Regions from separate parts of the Homo sapiens genome. Here regions 2 and 3 are each linked to region 1. The links are chromatin loops, found by intact Hi-C in ENCODE. Cell type or tissue: IMR-90. All regions are shown on one strand.

What was found. Peaks named below come from ENCODE experiments on the same cell type or tissue, not always from the same donor. Only the 100,000 strongest peaks of a DNase experiment are listed, where the experiment ranks them.
Region 2: a loop joins it to region 1, with 2.8 times the contacts of the local background. A loop is called at or near these places in 2 of 110 quality-filtered maps.
Region 3: a loop joins it to region 1, with 6 times the contacts of the local background. A loop is called at or near these places in 2 of 110 quality-filtered maps.

Annotation. Positions count from the first base shown.
Region 1 is chr11:58,393,284-58,395,783 of GRCh38, reverse strand. No RefSeq gene overlaps it. Among named protein-coding and RNA genes, the nearest start is that of OR5B3, 12 kb to the left of the region's middle. In IMR-90, no CTCF peak of the experiment used is centred here; a DNase peak (open chromatin) is centred at 1,383; H3K27ac peaks cover 1,640 bases.
Region 2 is chr11:58,315,292-58,317,791 of GRCh38, reverse strand. It overlaps the pseudogene OR5BC1P. Among named protein-coding and RNA genes, the nearest start is that of OR5B17, 43 kb to the left of the region's middle. In IMR-90, no CTCF peak of the experiment used is centred here; a DNase peak (open chromatin) is centred at 1,451; H3K27ac peaks cover 1,859 bases.
Region 3 is chr11:58,493,502-58,496,001 of GRCh38, reverse strand. It overlaps LOC105369313 (a long non-coding RNA gene), which reads left to right. Exons shown (of 5, transcript XR_007062673.1): 5 at 1-2,066. Among named protein-coding and RNA genes, the nearest start is that of OR5B21, 13 kb to the left of the region's middle. In IMR-90, no CTCF peak of the experiment used is centred here; no DNase peak of the experiment used is centred here; H3K27ac peaks cover 685 bases.

The DNA.
Region 1 (2,500 bases):
GATTCATCCTAAAATTTCCCTTTGCATGCTTTTTATAGACAACCACTTCCAACTCCCCCAACCCTTGGAAATCACTGATGTTTTTACATTTCTATGTTGTATGAATGGAATGACGATATGTAGCCTTTGGGTTTTCCTTCTTTCATTATTAAAAACCACTGTCCCACTGCTGGCTGCTGCCACCAGGGCCAAATCACAAGCCATTGGCAGTGATCCTGCACCCTGGTCACCTCAATAGCAGGGCCTCTGTGCATAGTGACCCACGGTCGCCACCTGGGGCTAAAGCACATGCTGCCCAACTGAACTGAAAAGAACCCAGCAAGACCACTGAGCAACCATTGCCACACACACCCAAGCATTCCACTGGGGGCCTGAGGATCACCCTGTCCCTGCGTACCACAGCCAGCACCACATGCACGACCAAGGCCCCGAGAAAAGGGCCATACAGCCCAGCTTCACCCCTCTGAGCTCTGGAGCTGTTGGTCTGAGGCCCTGTGGATCACTCTGCTCTATCCTCCATCACTGGGGGGCACCTGAGCACTCCTCCTGGGAGCCTGTTTTTGCTCTGGTTTTATGCATATTTGCATTGACATGTGGTAGAAAAAAATGCATGTAGAATAAATGAATACATTAATTTATTCACATTTTTGTGAAAGTGCAAATACAAGAAGCAGAAACTTTAGATGTCAGAGAGACAAACATACAAATAATAATTAGCCTGAAATTAGTCTTCTTATATGAAAAAAGAGTAGAAGTCAGCAGACAGTAGACTGATTTCTTCAAGTCTCAAGGAAAATAAATATCAATTCGGATTTCTATACCCAGATGAACTACCATTTGAATAAGAAGGCAAATCAAGACATTATCAAATTTACAAAAAAATAAAGTTTACAATTCACAGGTGCAGAATTACAGTGAAAATGTTTCAATAAGAGGAAAGAGATGCTATATATTACATTGGGGAATTTAGAAGAAAAAATAGAACATGTTTTAGAACTCTGCTTTTCTGTTTTTGGTCCTGCTTATCTGCAGCAAGATTGCTGTCTGTTCTTCTGTCCTGCGTTTTGATAGGGATAATGAGATAGGGCCTGCCGGTACAAAAGCACAAAGGGGAGATGTACAATCGGGATACATATTAAATAAGATTCCCTAAAAGCTGACCCAGAGTCAGTGGTTTAAATCCAAGTAGTTTATTTGGGGGTTAATAGCAGAAAGCACTGGTAAGGTAGCAGGAAAGAGAGAAGAAGGAAAAGTCAATACAGGGTTTCCCTTGTGCATAGGTAACATCTGTGGACATCTGAAGTTCCATTGTACTAAGAACTATGTACAAAGAATCCTCAGATAACATCTGGAAAGTAAGGAATCTGGAGAATTTTTGGCTCTACTTCCTCTGACATTTACTGATGACAGCTGCCAGAGGAATGAAATGACTCACATGTGAGCTGATCATATTTGTACTGCAAAATAAGCCCTCAGCTCAAGAATTACAGACTATTAATAATTTTTAATAATATGCTTTGGCCATCACAGGGGCAATGAATACCAGGGGAGAGTGGGTAAAGTACTAACAGTGTTTGCTGCAGGAAAGTAATTCCAAGAATAAAAGAAGCCCTCTGCTTAAAGATCTGAAAAAATTTTGAAATGGCTTACCAGGATTAAGGCAGATTTTAATCTTCTGCCTTATACAACTATGTTATATTTTTCTATTCATCATAAAAAGGAAGGAAAAAAGATATTATTTATCAATCTCCTAAAATTTCTAGTAGCCCGATATTTAGTTGTAACACCTAAAAATTGGAAAGGTGAAAAACAAAATAAAAACATGGTAGGCAGAATATAAAATAAAATTTCAGAAATAGATTTCAAATATCAATAATCATAACAAATAATTAAACAAGCCACTCTTGATTTTTTATAAATGAGACCTTAATAAAAATGAGGGGGAAAAAGAAATGACAGTAGACACTCCAAATATACATATGTGCTAAACAACATACTTCACTATGTCCCTGCATGCAGTTTAATTGCTTGTTCCTTGATAAGGAGGATGAGGAGAAGCGATTGCCCTCATAGGAACCCTATTCCCCAGAGAGCTCCATGCGCATATAATTTTCTCTTGATTCCCCTTCATTAGGCTCTGAAATTCCATTGTGAACCCACATGACATTATTTTAAAGAGACAAAACTCTGAGCAGAGCCTCCAGTCAACATTTATTGAAATGACGCTAAGCTAATTCTTTTATTACACAGCAGCCTCTCTCCAAACTGAGCATTTACAGTGGGTCTGCAACCACAGGCAGGAAAAACACCCCAAGAAAAATATTATGTTGCTTAATGTTGAAAGGAAAACACCTTACTAAAGTACTTTCCAAACTCACCTTTATTTGCTATTTGGCAGACACAATTCTGTAAAGTATGTGGAATTTTTAATTTTATTATTTTTATTCCACAAATAAGGAAACCGAGCTGAATAGAAGATAAATAATTCTTTTGTGTACAC
Region 2 (2,500 bases), 78 kb after region 1:
TGGACACAGACAAAATCTCATCTGTGTTCTACACCATGGTCATCCCCATGCTTAACCCTCTAGTCTATAGCCTGAGGAACAAAGAAGTCCAGAGTGCATTCAAGGTGGTTATTGGAAAAGCAAAGTCTTCATTGGGCTTAGCCTACTATTTATAAATTGGTTGCAAACATGTTGAAATTTCACTGGATCTCCAGTGTCTAATAATTTGTTTTATTTTAATTATTTCTTGTCTTTAATTTCTCTGAGCACTTCCTTCACACATGAGATCTGTTCTATTCATATTTTGGGAATATGATTAGGTTAGAGAAAATTTTGGATGTCTTTTACCAGAAATAAAATGCCACTTCTATTTTACTATCAAAATTATAATCCTAGATAGTATAGAATTTCACACTACATCATACTATTAGTGTAAAGTGCTTTGCAGGTAAGCCTCACAGGTGTATAATACCGGAATCATATTCTCAATTCCTAGAATTCAAAACAAATCCATGGTTCTTGTACACAGCAAGGAGCCATCGTTCTTAGAAATTAGTGCAGCTGTGAATCACCCTGAGAGATTCTCAAAAGGCAGAATCCTAGGATCTAATCCAAAATAATCTCTTTTAGTACATCTGTGGTGAATCCAGAAATCCATTGCAGTATCTTTCACTATCCACATCTATCTGGATCCTGAGCTTAAAAACTGTGAGGCTTCCAGTGGTGAATTTGGATAATTAGGAATACTGTATAATCTAAATGTATTTCGTTCCTGAATTTCAAAGATCAAAAACAGAGTTCAGAGGGCAAGAATCAATCCAAAAACATATCTGTATCTCTTTCTTATCTGAATTCTAGACAGAAGTTTAATGATGTCTAACACTTGGACAGCAACATTTCCTGTCATATATGCTTCTGTAAATTTCTAATAAAAATAAAAAATGAATTTCTAAAGCTCGAAATTTGTGTGTGGATTATTTCTGTGAATGGAAGCATTGAGAAGAGAAAAATGAACTCAAGTTTTTCCCCAAACTATTAACTGTGACTTTGACATCTAACAAGACACTGAAGTCAAGATCAACGGTGAGGGGACATCTTTTCAGGTGGGATACAGGGAAATGAAATAATATCATTAGTCACCAAGAGGGGTTCAATCAGGCACAGTCAAACTCACAGCCAAGATGGAGTCATCTGTAAGTTAAAAAATGATCTCTAGAACTGGTAACTAGAGGGAGTTGTGCACTCTTGAGGACTGGCATCAACTCATATATCAGCCCTCTCATTCTTCACCAAGCTTGGTTTTTTATACTATCAAAGTCATTAAATGCCCACTCAATGAAAAAATAAAATAAATCGAAATTATTAAATAATTACATAAATGAATGAGGGAATATATGAGTGGATGATAATATGGGTGAGTAAATGAATGAGTATGTGAGTGAGAGGAAGTGGAACTGAGATGGAAAAGAATGAGTCAGCAGCAAACTGGATCCCTAATAGCTAATCACAGGATTCAAGAGCTACTCATTCTATGTAGCCAGAGAGAGGACACCTCTCAGATCACAAATATGTTCAAATTTTAGGAATCTTTCTGTGCTTCAGTTACCGTGTCAGTAAAATGTGCATAGCAATAGTACCTACTTCATAGGATTGGGTTGATATTTAATGAGATAGTACATTTTAGTCACTTTATTGTAAAGAAATAAATGCAACATATTTTTATTATACTTTTAGCAAAAGCAATAGAGAACCGGACCATCCCACCTCTCTGTTCCTCTCCCATTACAGAACTGCCTCACTTTTTTCTCTATTTCTTTGGATTCTTAACCTGTGCTCATATTCAACCTCCACCTAGAGACATTTTTCTGAAGCCAAGGACCTTACAGATAAACCATAACGAGGACAGATTTCCCTTTCTGCCTTTGTTTAATCTGATCAGTAAAGCAATGTTTAACATTGTGACCTCTGCTGCAGATTCCTCTCATTCTTCTCTGCTTAAGTTGTCCAGGAAATGTGTTAAATATGGAAGACTTTCATGTCCTTCTCAATAGAGGCACTAAAATGCAAATGACAATTTAAAAAACTTCAGGCCGGGTGCGGTGGCTCACGCCTGTAATCCCAGCACTTTGGGAGGCTGAGGTGGGCAGATCACGAGGTCAGAAGATTGAGATCATCCTGGCCAACATGATGAAACCGCGTATCTACTAAAAATACAAAAATTAGCTGGGCATGGTGATGCGCACCTGTAGTCTCAGCTACTAGGGAGGCTGAGGCAGGAGAATCGCTTGAACCTGGGAGGCGGAGGTTGCAGTGAGCCGAGGTCGCACCACTGCACTCCAGCCTGGTGACAGAGCGAGACTCTGTCTCACCAAAAAAAAAATAAATAAATAAATAAATAATAAAAAATAAAAAAAATTCAAATAATGAGATTCATTATATTCTTGGGACATCTGTCCCTGAAACGCATGCACATACCATATAGCCTCTTTACCTCTTTAGTCCTTTCTGATGTTCTAGGAGT
Region 3 (2,500 bases), 100 kb before region 1:
ATTCAAATTCACTCGCATCTTGGATTAATGTTAAGATTATGGCTTTCCAGACTTCTTTCTCTCACATTCTATCTCACCCAGCAGGGAATGGATTGTGCTTGTCCACATTATTTTCTATGTGAATTACTGAGCTCTTATTTTCAAAGATGAATTTCGTGACCTTATGCTCTTTGCTGTACCTGCAGAATTCATTTTGGAGGGCACAGACTCTAGAACCAGACAGCAGGGTAAGGCTGGGTATCTGTGGCCAAGGCATGAAAATTTTGCCTTGATTTCTTCATCTGTGAAATGGAGACGAAATCATACATATTTCCTGAGGCTGTTTTGAGAAGTAAACACACTAATTCATGGCTAGTGTTTAGCTAAAATCTGGACACACACACAGAGTGGACAAATATGATAATTAAAAGCAAAAATCAACAAAATAAAAAATCACCACCGCATAGCATGACCAATTTGTCCTAGTTTGCCTGGAACAATCTGTTTTCTCACTGAAAGCCCCAAATCTCAGAAAATTTCTTAATTCTGGGCAAATTGGAACGGTTGTTTACTCTATTCACCACCAATGAAACAAACAAAAGGTTCTGAGTAATTCATTTATTCAAGAAGTGTTTATTTATAACTAATAAATTCTAGACAGTGTGATGGTATTTTAAAGGTAAACATGACAAAAATGTATCCTCATGGAACACTCAAGCTAATGAGAGAGAATTATGAAAATGGGAAAATTGTATATGTGCTGTCCTGAAAACTGGCATGAAATGGACAAAGAGTGTAATTCTGAGATGCATTGTATTCAGTGGGACACAATCCAGGAATTTCATGGATTACACACTTCTGTCTAATGCTACTTTTTTTTTTCCCCAAGCAAAATGCTATGGGGAGTTAACAGGGTTACATATGAAAAAGCTTTCCATAAGCAGGTAAGTTAAACAGCTTGCTGTTACATTACTACAGTACTTCTCAGCATCTTTAATAGCCTACTGAACACTTAAATCTCAGATGGGGATGTTTTAAGTATTATTTCTGAACTTTTAGACTTTTCAACAACATAGAATTTTTTTAAAACTCATGTGATGGTACCAATATTCCGTAGGGCTTTGACAGAAGGAAAATCTAAGTGGTATTAGGCATTGAACACAGAAAGCTCAAAGTAGGAAGAAAAGTGCCAAACCCCAACTCCTCATAAATAGAGACAGAAGTCATGCTTCAGTCATCAGAGCCAGAGCTGTGGTTCTTAACCGTTTTTCTTTTGGTTCATGAGCCTTGTTTCAGAATTTAATGAGCACATGGATGCATAGAGGATAAGAAGCTTCAATCAAGAGCCTTGAAATTCACAGAGCATGCTGAAGAGATGCTAAGTCTTCTTAGGAATTGAAAAATCTTCTCTAAGTGAATTTTGATCCTTCCTATCAGCAGAGATGGAAAGAACCTGCAGACTGAAATAAATACTAACACAAGAAAGAAATTCCACGTGTGGACTAGCATGGGATAATAGTGTAGAATGCATAGAAGCAGGACTTAGATGAAATATAGTAGTCACTTTCATATATGGAGTGCTTACTATTACATGCTTTATCTTATTTAATCAAGAGATATTTATCCTGGTATTTAGGCTGTGGCTTCTGAAATCAGACTTCTTGGTTTTGAATATTGTTTTTGCCATTTACTGGTGATGCAACCTGGAAGAAATTACTAAAATACCTCTAAGTCTTGTAATTCCCATCTCTAAAGTAGCAATCATAAGACAGTAGTATCTTTTTCATCAGGCTTGTAGAGGTTTCATGACATAATTGCTGCAGGCTGATTTCTAACTCATAGTAAAGCTCAGTAAATATTACCTAATGTTTTTCATATTATTATTAGGTGGATATTATTCTTAGCATTTTCATTTCATGGAAGAGGTAACTGAGAACAGGAGTGATCTATAGCAGACTCTTCCTATCAACCCCATTTAGGGGTTCATTATTGGGGAGAAACAGGAAAGCAGTGTCATATATTTCAGCCTCATTTTTCTCTCAGAAGAAATTATATTAATAAAATAATGTTCTTGGTCTCTTTCTAAATTATTTTTCTCTGAGTCATCCTTTATGCAAGTGATATTTATAACTTTGTGAATCACACCCACACTTGTGTGGGTTCTCTCCTTGGGTCATATGTATTTTTAGTGTGTCTTTATATTTTGGGGACACGGGGAGATGTTCTTTATAACAGATATGTAACTTAAGATACTCTCTTCTGATTTAGGAGGGACCTTCATATCCCAGGACCTGCTGAAGTCATTCCGAACAGGTTTAAGTTGCCTCTGGTCTGTCCTCTGTCCCACCTACACAGCACAAGTAAAAAGGAGAGAGAGAAACCACTGAAACAAAAACATTCTGTATTTTAAAGTCAGAAGCAAAAGTCTTTATTTCCTTTTTTTTTCTTTCTTTTTTTTTTTTTTGAGACGGAGTCTTGCCTTGTCGCCCAGGCTGGAGTGCAGTGGCGCGATCTCAGCTCA